Regions from separate parts of the Mus musculus genome. Here all the other regions are linked to region 2. A link is a contact called in ENCODE Hi-C or POLR2A ChIA-PET data. All regions are on one chromosome and are shown on one strand. The core of a region is the stretch at or near the end of the contact, and the rest is flanking DNA. Distances in the headings are between cores, read along the strand shown.

Evidence for each region. A loop is a pair of places that touch in the nucleus more often than their neighbours do. ChIA-PET counts read pairs that join two places held with the same protein, here RNA polymerase II (POLR2A).
Region 1: a map of T-helper 1 cell shows a loop between it and region 2 (5-fold over the local background). The contact joins the promoter of Tomm5 here to the promoter of Slc25a51 in region 2. A Hi-C loop is called at or near these places in 6 of 37 maps with a recorded cell type or tissue (CH12.LX, T-helper 1 cell, left cerebral cortex and 1 more). POLR2A ChIA-PET finds 5 or more read pairs at or near these places in 3 of 5 experiments (Patski and embryonic stem cell).
Region 3: a map of T-helper 17 cell shows a loop between it and region 2 (3-fold over the local background). The contact joins the promoter of Aldh1b1 here to the promoter of Slc25a51 in region 2. A Hi-C loop is called at or near these places in 4 of 37 maps with a recorded cell type or tissue (T-helper 17 cell, T-helper 2 cell, mouse embryonic stem cell and 1 more). POLR2A ChIA-PET finds 5 or more read pairs at or near these places in 1 of 5 experiments (Patski).

What each region holds. Positions count from the first base shown.
Region 1 is chr4:45,104,662-45,109,441 of GRCm38, reverse strand. Tomm5 (translocase of outer mitochondrial membrane 5) reads left to right here and starts at 1,329. Exons shown (of 2, transcript NM_001099675.1): 1 at 1,329-1,529; 2 at 3,798-4,233. The coding sequence starts at 1,409. The coding sequence ends at 3,832.
Region 2 is chr4:45,406,964-45,411,918 of GRCm38, reverse strand. It overlaps Slc25a51 (solute carrier family 25, member 51), which reads left to right and starts at 3,153. Exons shown (of 3, transcript NM_001009949.3): 1 at 3,153-3,224. It overlaps Gm46852 (a long non-coding RNA gene), which reads right to left and starts at 2,529. Exons shown (of 3, transcript XR_001784277.2): 1 at 2,442-2,529.
Region 3 is chr4:45,797,587-45,801,854 of GRCm38, reverse strand. It overlaps Aldh1b1 (aldehyde dehydrogenase 1 family, member B1), which reads right to left and starts at 2,833. Exons shown (of 2, transcript NM_028270.4): 1 at 2,686-2,833.

The DNA of each region.
Region 1 (4,780 bases), core at 80-2,579, 300 kb after region 2:
ACTTGATTTTCTCTCATCTGTCCAGTGTTGATCAGTTTTGATCTGGGCTCATACTTGCTGTAGTCCAAGATCTTCATTAGAATATTTAAAGATCAGTTACCTCCAAAAAATGAGTGTACAGAAAAAAAATGTGGGAAATGTTAGAATTTCAGTGTCTGGGACACTAGCAGTCTGAGCTCACTAGCTGAGGGTGATAACCTTGACCTCTGTTTTTTGTTTGTGTTTGTTTATCTTGGGATTGTTTGTTTGTTTCAGATTGTCCTTGTAATTACTTTGTAACCCAGGCTGCCCCTAACCTTGCAGTAATTCTTTTGCCTCTGTCTTCTGAGGGCTGAAATTACAGGTGTGAGACACTGTTTCCACCTTGACCTTGAACTCATTCGTTTGTTTGTCTGGAGACAGGATTTTTCTGTGTCACCCTGGCTGTCCTGGAACTCACTCTGTAGACCTGGCTGGCCTTGAACTCAAAGATCTGCCTGCCTGTGTCTCCCAAGTGCTTGAGCCAGCACTGCCCTGACCTTCAACTCTTGACCCCTTTTTTCCAGCAGCCCAGTGCTGGGAACACAGGTGTGTGCAGCACTGTGCTGGCTAGTTTTTGTCAACTTGACACCTAGGAAGCGAAAACCTCAATTGAGGAATTGCCTCCACCAGATTGTCCTATTGGTGAATTTGAGGGTCATTGTGTGACTACTAGTTGATGGAGGAAGGCTTAGCCCACTGTGGGCAATGCCACCCGGCAGGTGGTCCTAACCAATAAAAGTAAGTTAGCTGGTTGAGGCCAGCTAGCCAGTAAAGACAACGTCTCCGCTTGGTTTCAGTTCCCTCCTCTAGGTTCCAGCTTGAACTCCAGTGCTGGCCTCCCTGGATAACGTTAACAGGTTAGGTGAAACACTTTCCTTCCTAAGTTATTTTGGTGGTGTTTATCACAACAGCAACACTATCCAGGGCTTCATGCATCCTAAGAAAACGATTTGGCAAACGAACTTCATTCCCAACTAAGTTGTTTTAAATTTCAAACCTAGGAAGGACAGACTAAAATGTGCATTTCACGAAGTACTGTCTTAGATTCTTCATAAATGTTATTATTATTTATAATGATATTTTTGCACACACCTCCCTACTTTACAGCATAAAACAACTTTACAGGTGGCACTCTCCCGGCTAGGGACCAAAACACAGTCCAGATCCACCCAAGGCTCAGAGACTTAAGGCGGCGGCCGCCCCCTTCAGGTCTCTTTGCTTCAGACACAAGAAGACAGGATGAAATTTTCCCCTCACAGGTTCCCGTCACAGGACAGAAACAAGGGGTGGGACAGGAAGTGGAGCCTGGCTAAGTTCCGGGTGCAGGGCGGCCACTGGAGGAGAGCAAGCTGCTGCTCTCGCAAGCTTTGGAGGCAGAGCCGCCGCAATGTTCCGGATCGAGGGTCTCGCGCCCAAGTTGGACCCGGAGGAGATGAAGCGGAAGATGCGTGAGGATGTGGTCTCCTCCATTCGGAACTTCCTCATCTACGTGGCCCTGCTGCGAGTCAGTGAGTGTCCTTCTGGGCTGTGACCGTGAGGCCACGCGTCCACACCCAACCCTGCACGCGGTCGTGGGGCCTTGAGCTGAGCATCCTGGGGAGAGTGGGGTGCTTGCACGTCCAGGACTGCCCAACTGCGCACACTCTGGGGGTCTGCGGGTCCTGGGGATGTGCCCAGTGCACGTGGTGGCGGAGGACGCGTGGTTAAGTCACCTTTGCTCGCCCAACGTTTGTGCTTAAGAAGCTCCCACGTGTTATCCTCGGAGCAATACCCTCGTTTTGCAAACCTAGAAACGGTCCCCGGAAGGTGGCTGACCCAAGGTCATTTGGCCGTTCAGAGAACGAATACAATTCCGGCTGAGCTCTTAATAAGGTAGCAGGCGCTTTCTCTCTCTGCTTGCCTTTGAAGTACAAGAGATTAGCTTTCTTTATGTTTGTTTGTACAGAGGGTGAAGTAAATAATTGGTTTTTCTTGGAGAATCTCTGAAGCGTTTGATCTCAACATTAACAAAAGTTGCTTGATCTGTGCCACCTCACCCCAAGTGAGAGCTTGAGTTCATAGGACACATACTCAAGGTTAAAGCCATACTGTCAATTTAAAAGTCAGGGGCTGGCTAGGTGGCTCACTGAGTTGCCTGAGCCGGATCCACACGTGGTGGCAGGAGAGAACCAGTTTCCAGAAGTTGTACTCTGACCTCCACACCTGTACCACTTCTTCCTATTGTCCAGTGCTTGCTTGCCTGTGGGAGTCTTCTGGGCAGGGAGAGGCAGGAGCGATTCAAATAATTGAAGAACATACCAACATTTTTAGAAGACTGGAGTTAAGGCCTCCCTCATTTGGGTGCCTCTTTTGCTGTACTCTCTGTATTGCTGGCTCCTCCAGGACAGGACATCTTGGGGGAAATGGAAGCACCCAAAACATCCTGCTTACCCTTTAAACTTTAGCTTTCCCATCCTTCTCTTATAGGCAAGAGCTCTCAAGGAAATGTTAGCTTAGTGCACTGATTTATTCTATTTAATGATTTTTATTTAGAACCGGGCATGGTAGCACACACTTTTAATCCCAGCACTCAGAAGGCAGAGGTAGGTGGATCTCAATGATTTTTTTTTTTTTTTTTTTTTTTAAAGACCAGCCTGGTCTGCAAATGGAGTTCCAGGACAGACAGGGCGGTTACACAGAGAAATCTGTCTTGAAACAAGAGACTTTTGTTATGTGTTTTTCTGCTTGTCTATATGTGAACCACGTGCCTGCAGTCCAGAAGGGGGCGTTGGAATCCCTGGAACTGGAGTCAAGCTGGCCATTAATTGTAAGCTGCCAGGGATGGCTGGATGGCTGGGCTGCTGGGATCTGAACTCAGGTCCTCCTGATTGACCGCAGACACTCTGAACTGCTGAGTCATCTCTATCTCAGCAACGCCACTTGGGTATTCCAGACAGCTCTGTGCACATCATTTATCACATCAGCACAGTAACTGGTGTGATCTGAAGGGCATAGGTGACAGAGTCATAGAGAAACCAGAGTAGGTGTCTGTTCCTCTGCTTGCCTTACACACACACACACACACACACACACACACACACACACACCTCCTAGCCCCTGTTCTCCCAGCATTGGTAATGAAGCCTAATGCCCATTTGATTCCTCTTGCATTTCGTCTTGTTTGGGTTAAAAAGGAATCTGCTCCACCTCCCACCCCCCTCAAGTATACCTTGGGGGTAAAGTCCTTGCCTGGCCCGTGCAAGACCTGGATTTAACTTCCTGTAGTGCAAAATAGGTCAAAGATGCCCACAGTGAAGGGCTGTTGGGGTTACGTACAGCCCTGGAGGAAAGATGCCGGAGTGTGAGGTTGCTTGCTCTTTGTGTGCGATGGTTATTGAGTGACATGGGGGTGGGCAGCTTTGCAAAGCAGCGGATCCCTTCTTGTGGTCAGACACAATTGTTGGATAACAATTTGGAAGTTTCTAGAATCATATTTCATAAAGTCAGTGACATCCACCATCGCCACCACCACCACCATTATAACTGTGCAGTATGGCCTGAGGACTTGTAGAATAAAACCTAATTCAGGGGCTGGAGAGATGGCTCAGTGGTTAAGAGCACCAACTGCTCTTCCAAAGGTCCTGAGTTCAAATCCCAGCAACCACATGGTGGCTCACAACCATCCGTAATGAGATCTGATGCCCTCTTCTGGGGTGTCTGAAGACAGCTACAGTGTACTTATGTATAATAATAAATAAATCTTTAAAAAAAAACCTAATCCCGGGTTTTTCTTTCAGCTCCATATATCTTAAAGAAGCTGGATAGCATCTGAGGACGGGCAGTCAGGTGGATGCATGGCATGAAGACCTGGTGACGGCTTCTCCTCCTGTCTGCAGCTGAATTGGCCCAGAAAGGTGTAAGGCTGATTAAACGGACATATAAACTACTTGTTGAGAACAAGTAGGACTTTGAGAACTGACCTCCATAGCTGAAATATAAAGCCACTTGGGAAGTGCAAAAAGATGTCTTGTGTTCATGGTGCCCTTAGGCCCATGAACTCCACCCCTGTGAGTGTTGATGGAGTGGTTAATAATGTCAGGCTCTAAGGGGAGTCATTTCTGTTTACCACTTCTGTTCAAAGTGTTATTTGTGAAGTCTGTTTGGAAGTCAGCATACACCCACAATGACATTTAAGCACAGTCTATATTTTTAATAAACATTCTGATGAAGAAAGCGTGGTTTTGTGTTTTTAATCCCACTTTGGTCATGGCCATCCTTGGTGGGACTGTTACAGCACTGCGACTATTGCTCCTGGAGTTTGGTTTGAGCTTGAGAATCTGTTAATCCTGCTATGTGGAATTATGCTTCTTGGCCAAAGTCTTCATGAACTGCAGATGACTGACTGCTTAGTGCTAGAAATACAAAGACCATGAAAGTGGGGAAGGGGAGGCTGCATTTTAAACTCCAATAGTTCTCTAAGAGTGTTGGCTGAAGAGGGCTATCAGTTCTCCAGAGCAACTATCCATGCTCCCCTCTGTTTGGCTAATGTATATGGGTTTTGTTTCATTTGTAAGATTGTTTCTATTTGATGTCTATATGTGTCTGCCTGCTTGTATGTATATGTACCACGTGGGTGTTTGTTGCTAATGGAGACCAGAGGAGGGCATTGGATTCTCTGACATCGGATGCTGGGCCTCCTGCGAGGGCAACAACCGACCCGTCTCTCCAGCAACACCAGTGTATCTTGTAACATGATGGTGCTGTTGTTATTCTTTGTACC
Region 2 (4,955 bases), core at 1,904-4,403:
GCCCTTCTTAAACCTCTGCTCGATAACAGCATTTTATTCTGCTTTATTTTGTCAATCCTCTTCTTCTTCCTCCTTCTCCTTCTCTTCCTCTTCCTCCTCTTCCTCCTCCTTCTCTTTGAGACAGGGTTTTCCTGTATAGCCCTGGCAGAGTCCTGGAACGTGAACTTACTTACAGAGATCTGCCTGCCTCTGCCTCCCAAGTGCTAAGGGAGTGTGCCACCACCTCCAGCTTATTGGCAAACACCTATGCTTCCTTTGGAGCCAAACTTTTAAGCTGAAGAGCCAAGAATGAGTCAGAACGTTCTGTTCTTGGGATTTGTTTGTGGGAAAGAGACACCTTTTTTGGGCAACCGTAACATTCTGACCTCTCTGTGTCTGGGAAGAGGCAGCAAGAGGAGTCACTTTTGCCCAAGGTGACCAGGGAAAGCCTTAGGTGGAAGAGGCAATAGGACCTTGCCAGGCTACCATGTTGGGTGAAACTTTGATGGTGACAAGGACAAGGTTTATAGAACACAAGGATTTGCAAAACATGAGCAGTCGCCCAGGACTGCATTTCAGAAGGTTAGCTAGGGAGAAGGTCACAGCAAGGCAGAGGAGCCCGACCGTGGACTGTCCTGTGTGCCAAGTTAAGAAATGGGTTGCCTGGGAAGGTCCCAAAGCTGAGCAATGACACAAACACACCTGGGTTAGAGGACGCTGTCCGAGGCCCCTGTGGAGGTAGAACAGTTTTAGGATACCAACAAAAGATAGACGGATAATGAATGGGGCTGGATATGGAAAGCTATCCTGATGATGAATTCTAGATTTAAAAACAGGTGGCTTTCATCTTTACAGATCTTCAAGAACAGTGAGTAAAGTCCCTGGAAGCTTCTGAGAAGAAGCTAGAGGCCTGCACTGTGGCCTGCAGCATGACAGGACCGCACTGGCTCCATCCAGACACGAGTGTTCTGGTGAGGAGGGAGGGACACTCTTCTGCGTCGGTTACATCCCTAACTGTATGTTTAATTCCAATCTTTCCCTTTATGTCCCCCCCCTACACACACACAGGAGAATAACCTTTCCATTCTAATCTGAAATTAATTATTTATGCTTATGAACACACTGGATACCTGCCTGGTTTCTTTGCTTTTTGAATAATACATTTGAATAGAAATTCACAGAAGCCAAGGCAAACATAATTTTGAGGTAAATGCCCTTTCCCCAATTGTTGCCTGGTTGTTCTAAACCATGAGATCCAAAAACCTGTCCCTTGTGCTTATGACAGGGGAGGGAGGTTTGCACTAACAGGCCCACTATCTGGCATTTACTGTCTTATTCCCTCCCACTGTTGAGGTGACTTCCTTCTCTGGCCCATATTCCATCAGATCACCCTGAGGCCCAGTTCAAACACCTCTTACCCCATGAATCTGTCCCTGGTTCCTTATTGTGGGGCACTGGGCTCTGCACAGACAGGCTGGTCTCCAGTCGAGCTGAGGTCTGAACCCCGGTGGTCATAGGATAGGGAAACTCTGGCGGGGTGTGGGCCTTTTTTCCCTTTTCCCACTTCCCCCGGGCCCCGTTTTTTTGTTCCCACACCTTCTCAAGGGGAAAGCCTCTCATACTTCTGCTTTTGTAGGCTTTGGGTCCATCAGACTCTGACCTCCCTTGGAGGTACCTGCTGCACAGCTGGCACCTCCTCAGGGAGCCATGACTGTACGTGTGGCAGAGGACACTAGCAGTGTGGCCCAACCCAAAATCAGGAACTTATTTTAAGACTTGAGGGTTGGGTGCTGGAGAGGTTGCTTGGTCACTCAGTTAAGAACATACACTGTGCCGGGCCGTTGGTGGCGCACACCTTTAATCTCAGCACTCGGGAGGCAGAGGCAGGTGGATTTCTGAGTTCGAGGCCAGCCTGGTCTACAGAGTGAGTTCCAGGACAGCCAGGGCTATACAGAGAAACTCTGTCTCGAAAATAACCAAACCAAACAAACAAACAAACAAAAAAAGGGGCTGGGGACTTAGCTCAGTGGTAGAGCGCTTGCCTAGCAAGCACAAGGCCCTGGGTTCGGTCCTCAGCTCTGGAAAAAAAAAGAAAAAGAAAAAGAAAAAGAAAAAGAAAAGAACATATACTCTTCTTGAGTCTGGCACCCACATGGGACAGTTCACAGCCTTTAATAATTCCAGGATCAAGAAATCTGAAGCCCTATTCTGGCCTCTCTGGGTACTTATACACATGTGCTAACAGTAGAATAAATCTATTTTCTTTTAAAAAAGAAATGTTTTGTAATTTTTTTTCCTCTTAGGAACTCATTGACTGGATCTCTAGGCAAACTTCCTTAAAGGAGGCTTTGAAATACCAAGATTGACACTCCCGTTTGCTGACGCTAGAAGGCGTGGCCTAGGAGGCGTGGTTTCCGACAGCTTCAGAAACCTGTAAACACTAAGCAGGCTGGGTCACCCACCTGGAACGGTGTGTAATGGTGAGATAATCCCAGTCCTAAGAGGCAAGCTGGTCGCACATTCAGGAGTCTGCTGAAGAGCCTGCCCACGAAGGCTGACTTTGTCCTTTCTGTCCACTGACATTTATCGCCTGTGGTTCTGCAAATCAGAACCATTGTTCAAATGTCACAACATGGAGGAACCCACTCATGGAAGAGACGAATAACTTGCCAAAAGTCACTCAAGGGATGTCACGGCTATAATTCTGACCCGGCTCTCCTAACTCACAGCAGGGTTCTCCTTCCAAGACTCCACAAACTGTGTGTGCATCTAAGGAAAAAGAGGCTAGCTGTATGACCTCATGTACAACTCAGGTGTCCTGTGAAGTGCGGTGACAAAGAGCTCTCCACCAAGCTTTGAGATCGCCTCATCAGAAGCTTTCGCGCCTCCACGCACGCGCTATCTACAGCCCTGGATCTCAACAGACTACACGCTAAATGACGCGCTTGCTGTTTTGTGGAACAACGAGGCCACCGTATAACTTCAGCTTAAGTCAGGGGGGCGGGGAGACTAGCGGCACCCCCACAGCCTGGCAAAAGGTGCGACAAGAGTCAGTACCGGACCGGACGCAGTACAAGGCAGCTATAGCGCTACCCAGACCCTGAGCGAGGCAGGGCCCTGGTCACGTGGCTCGACGACGTCCCGCCCCGCCCCGCCCCGCCCCTGCCTGGGTCGGACCAGTCTGCGCCTGCGCGGGCGCGGGCTCGCTCGCCAGCCGTCCTGCGGGCTTGCGCCCCGGGCCGTGGGTGAGTCCTGGGTGGGGTGCGGTGGGGAGCGGAGGCCGCTGTGCTGCCCTAGCTTCGGGCCAGAGAGAAGGGAGGCTTGAAGCAGGGTCGCGGGCTGCCGAGCTCCAGGTCCTGCGCTCTCCACGCGTCCGGGTCCCGGCAGCTGCGGCCCGGCTCCGGCCGAGGGCCCTGTGGTGCTGCGGCGCGCTCCGGCAGGGAGGCGCCCACAGCTCGGGAGATGCAGGCCCCGGGGGATCGCGGTGGCCCGTGGTTCCCTTTGTCTGCCACCCGCGGGATCGCGGCGGCCCGTGGTATCCGGTGGTGCTGGCCATTCCGCCCAGCGCCTCTCCGTCCTCCCCGAGTGGGCAGATGGAAGCCTGGAGAATGCTCGTTCCGAGGCACCATGTTTCATCACGCAGGAAAGAGTCTAAGGCGGGCGGGTGGGTGGGCGGGCGTCAATTGTTCCCTTCTGTGCGGATTGTTGTAGCTAGCTTAGGTAGAGGATGGCAGCGCCTCGGCCATGTTTACGACTTTTAGCTTAACCTTTGTCTTGGCCCCTACAGGCTGCCCAGCTGGTCCTAGTGCCCACCTTCTGGTTGTCAGTTTTTACCTGTTGTCTATTGAGCAGAATGAATTGTGTGTGGAGTTACCGTACCAAAATGGATCTCCGGCGCCTTTGCTTTGAAAGGATTTGAAGACTCGGATCCAGGGCACATGAGAAACCAGAGTCGTCACCCTTAGCGTTTCTTAGGGCGACATGACACTTCTGACAAGAATTGACTCTAGTCTCCTTTGTCAGATAGAAGCTAAGATAATGGGTTTTTTTGTCACAGCTGTTGCTTTGCATTTGCAGTGGTAAAATCCTGCTGTAACTAGCACTTGAACCCTGCCTGACCCTGGTTTTGTATGCTGACTCAGACCTGCTGACTAGTGGGAATTCACGTCTTTTAAGAATTACAGTCACCCTTTGCCCTGTTTTTGGTCAAAGACCTTTGTACTAAGGTCATATCTGGCTTTTGCATATCCCTGTGGGCTGAAAGTTACATTGAGTATTTAGAATTTACACTGTGCTTACATCACAGAAGTTTGACCCTTATTGGATCAAAGTGGATTTTGCTCCCTTGTGTTAGGTTCGGTGCCTTACAGCAAACTAGAGCAGTCGTAGTAAATACATTTTATAGTAAGTTGCAAAAGATTATCATTTGGAAGTATTTAAATAGGAACCAGTTTATCAGAGTTAAGTTAGTGATCTGAGTGTTGTTATAAAACATGCCATGTTTTAAAGTTTATATATATATATTTGGGGAGGGAGGTTGGGGGGCTCTAATGTGCCAAGGCGCTTGAATGGAGGTCAGAGGACAACTTTCCAGAATTTTTCTCCCACCTCTCGATTGAGCTGATTGGCAGTTAGCTCCTTACTTGATGAGCCTTCTAAACTCTTATCAGAACACTGCACACTGTTTTTCCTTCTTGTTGCTGCATTAAGAAACTTGTTACAGGCTGCAGAGATGGCTCAGCTGTTAAAGCTGTTAAGCTCATAACCCAAAAAAAAAAAAAAAAAAAAGACGCTAGTCACACCACCCTGGTAGGCAGGGTGCAGCTGACAGGAATGCTTTAAGTCTGACATCTGGGAGGTTTGCAAAACATTACATTTTAGCTAAGCATAGTGGTGCACACCTTTAGTCCCAGCACTCTAGGGGGCAGAGGCAGGTGGTTCTCTTGAGTTCAAGGCCAGCCTGTCTACACATCAGG
Region 3 (4,268 bases), core at 1,584-4,083, 390 kb before region 2:
GCTAAACTCCTCTCCAGCCCTGCTCCCTCCCCATTGGAAATGACCTGACCTTTAATAACCTGCCTCTGTGTTTGCAACAAATACCTGTTTCTCCTTAGTTCCCTATCTAACACCAGAATACCAGAATCAGGGAGCTTCGATAACTGGCGATGTAGCCCAGGTGATAAAAGTGCTTGATTAGCACATTCAAAGCCCTAGGTTCAATCACCCCATGACATAAACCATGTATGGGGCTCATCCCCATGACCCTAGTACTTAGGAGGTGGAGGGAGGAGGGTCGGGAGTTCAAGGCCATCACTGGCTCCACAGTGAGTTTGAAGACAAACTCTGATACATAACACACTCTGTCTCAACAAACAACAGCAGCAGCAAAGCAACCCTGGGACACCTCTGGAGCTGACCTCCGAACCTCCAAAGTATGTTTCTCAGTCTCATTCGCCTTGTACGATCTTACATGCCTGTGCATCGTTGTCCCTAAGCACGTTAGTAGGATGAGCTCCTCTGAGGCAGGGATTTTTGTTGCTGTCATTCTATGCCCCGCTAGCGTGGCAGACCTTGAGGGAAGGGACTCTGAGGGATCAGAATTTCTCCAGGAAGCCCCCCTTCTGAGAATGACAATACCCTGCAGCGTCAGGAGATACTCACCAATCCGATAATTTGTGTCACAGCTAAAATTTGCACTGTAACGCCTCCTGGCTTGAATTTTATCTTTTTAATAAGATTTTAGTGTGGCTACAGGCAAAGCCAAGAGAAACCAAGAACCTTTCTTTCCCTAGTTCTGGCCTAAACCACACACAAAGCCCTTCTCACGCTCCGCAAGCTGGATGCTCTAAGCCACAGAGATAACCAAACAAGCCCTTGGGAGTCCAAGGTCAACCTGGCCTACAGCGGGAGACCCTGCCTCAACAACGCAAACAACGCAAATAATTATTAATTCTGCTCTTTCGTCAGAGTCACCTCTATGACCATGTCCGGTCCTAGGGTAGACCTATTGCTGACTGAGTGACACACTAGGAAAACACACTAAGATTCCCACAAGGGCCACTGAGGAACTGCCCTGAGATCTGAGCAAGGACCCTAGAGACTTGGGACCCCAGTTCCCTCAAATGTAGAGTTCCCTGGGGTGGTGTTGAATGGGGTCTTCCATGTCTAAAACCAGAGACACTCCACTCTGGCAGACATCAGAACACTCAAGGTCTCAGAAACCAACCTGGCAGAGCCCCCCAACCCCAGAACAGTGGGACGGGGCTTAGTTTTCTGGGGTACAAGTCAAACACCAGCTGAGGTAGGTCTGCTTATTGTCACCTAAAACAGCAGTGACTTTCTTTACTAAAACAGCATGATAACATGATGAAATGTAAATGTATCTAAAATTGCATAAACGACTGTTAGACTGTGTTTCTACTTCCTAGATTAGTTACACAGTTAATCTCTGGCTAGGAATAGAAACCTTGTGTCTTTTCTGTCTCACTCGGAGGCTTGCTCCACCCAGCAGTAAAATGTAATTGCACCAGCCCAGATCCTTGACCTCCACCCCCACCCCCACCCCCACTCCCATCCCAGGCCCTTTCAACCCTCTGTCCCAAGTGCAGAGAAAGAAAAAAAAAACCTAATCCACGAAAGCAAGGATCCCACCAGGTCCTTAGCCATACAGAAATCAATGCTGACCAGAAAAAAGCCCTCCCAGGGGAACCTGAGCCAGCAGGCCCATCAAGGACATCTGCTTTGTCCTTGTAACCAAAAGACCAGGATCTCTCTCTCTCTCTCTCTCTCTCTCTCTCTCTCTCTCTCTGTGTGTGTGTGTGTGTGTGTGTGTGTGTGTGTGTGTGTGTGTGAAATTGCTCTTAGGTCACACCAAGGCTCTGCTGCTCAGAATCTTCACAGGGTCCAAGTGGTTGCTTTCATTTTGCACATAGAAAAGTCTCTGGTCCGGCTGGAGAGCTGGCTAAGCAGTTAAGAGCACTGACTGCTCTTCCAGAGGTTCGAAGTTCAATTCCCAGCAACCACATGGTGGCTCAAAACCACCTGTAATGAGATCTGACGCCCTCTTCTGGTGTGTCTGAAGTCAGCTACAGTGAACTCACATAAATGAAATGAATAAATCTTGAAAGAAAGAAAGGAAGGAAGAAAGGAAGAAAAGAAGGAAGGGAGAGAGGGAGAGAGAGAGAGGAAAAGAAAAGAAAGAAAAGAAAAGAAAAGAAAAGAAAAGACAAAGCTCTGGTCACAGGTTATCCAGCTTTACAGTTTGCGGTTCATCTTCTCACTGTAAATTCAGCAGCCTCCCTCCCTGTCCCCGTCAGGTTGAGTAGAACAGATTTTGATGGCTACTCTAGAGGGAACCACAGATGTTCAGGGACACTACTCTCTCATCTTTGGATTTGGATTCCCAAAGGCCTAGCTTTGTGGTTCCTCCCAATATCAGATACTCATGTCCACCGAGTGAAAGGCCTGAAGTCAGAACCCCGGAACACACACTTAGACCTAGCCTGTCCACTATGGCCAGTGGCTCTAGCCCCAGATGGGAACCAAGATGAGAAGGTTTGGGTGGTTCTGTGTTCTCCCAGCCCATCCAGTGTCTCCCCGATAGGAAGCGGCGTGGAAAGAACCCAGCAGTGCACCCGGAAGAGACCTGCCATTCGGGGACCGTAGCGTGCCCCAGTGCGGAGGGAGGGCGGCGGTAGCTACCTGCGGTGGTCTGGGGCTCAGGCTCCGAATCGCGCTCAGGCTCAAATTCTAGTATCAGCGTTCTCCGGTCAGTTCAGCAGCCGTGCGGACCCGCCTCGCTCAGCCGCTAGCCAGCCAATGTGGTTCCGTCACCAGCTAAGCTCCGCCTGCTCCCGGCACCGCCCACCACTGAGGGATCTCGGCTCAACACCCTGATTTCCCCTAGCCTAATCTTAGGTCCAGCATCAGGCACCTTCCAGAGGATTCTGATTTGGCTTCTTTGGAGCAGGCATCTCAAGTCTGAGAGCCTAAGGACACTCCTTTGACAATCAAAAGAGGGACCCAGAGAGAGGTGGGGTTTTCCTAGGATCACATGCCCGGCTCTATCCTGGGACCCCTCCTTAAATATCAACCATTGACAGACCTTGTTGATAGAGTGCCGCGGATCAGCATTCCTGAGCCTGTTTTACTAAGACAGTACTGAAAATTCTTGTTCCAAAATCGTGAGCAGATCGGATACATTCCAAACAAAATGGGCTATGTTGTTTATAAAGTCTACATTGACCATTGGTCTCTGCTTTTGAGCTGAGGGTGGACAGTTGGGCCAAGACCCTGGGGTTGGGGTTGTAGGAACTGAAGATTTTTAAAATAACATGCATTTTAAAAAAACAGCCTAAAATGCAGTCAGAAAGACAGTGGAAGTGAGTTACACGGGGATTAGGCTGGCTGCCATATTGTGTGAAGAATCCTGGCGGTGTTAAGTAGCTAGTTACAGATTAGTGGATTTGAAGGACACCACTCTCATAACCAATGGCTTATAGGATTGAATCTGAAATCGCAGGACTTTATTACTGGTCAAAGGAGTGTGATCTTGTCATAGCTCTTATCCTGGGTAGAGATATAACATGCTGTACTGTCTTGGGTGGAGGTGTCATTAATAGATAACTATCTAAACAACCCTCAGCAAGATTATTGCCTCCCTTCAAGCTTTCTGGTAAAAAAAAACAAGACATACCATTCTTCCTTACTTTAAGAGTGAATCCAAATAGACCTGTCCATCACCCAGACAGAAAACATTCCTTAGAAACAGCTACCTGCTCTAGAAAAAGCCCACTCACAAATGGTCAGCACAGTGGCAGTGGTCTCTGACCTCTGTCTGCTCTCACGTGGTCCCTTTGGCTATTGTGCAATCCCCTACTGCTGGGTGATAAATTCTACCTACCCTCCACCTACACTCTGAGCGTCTCTTCTAGACCTTTCCATGGAAGTCACAGAACTAGGGAGTCACTAAGAAAGGCTGGCACAAGATCCAGGTGACTGAAAAATCTGGAGTATTCTCCCTTTAGAACTCAAGGAACAAAATATGTACACCAAGTCTCTGAAAGTCCAGATCAGGCAGGGTCTGTGGAGTGCCAGAGGGCAAAGCCAGACCAGTGTGTGGGAGGTTATGGGGCACCCCAAGAAAAACATCCTGGCAGAGCATAGTAGGAACTGGGCATGTAGCTCGCCCAGTACTTGTGAAGTTTGAATACAATCCCCGGTGAGGAGACAAAACCCAGAAATGCCCCCCCCACTCCCCGCCCAGGGAGCTCCACTCAGTTAGA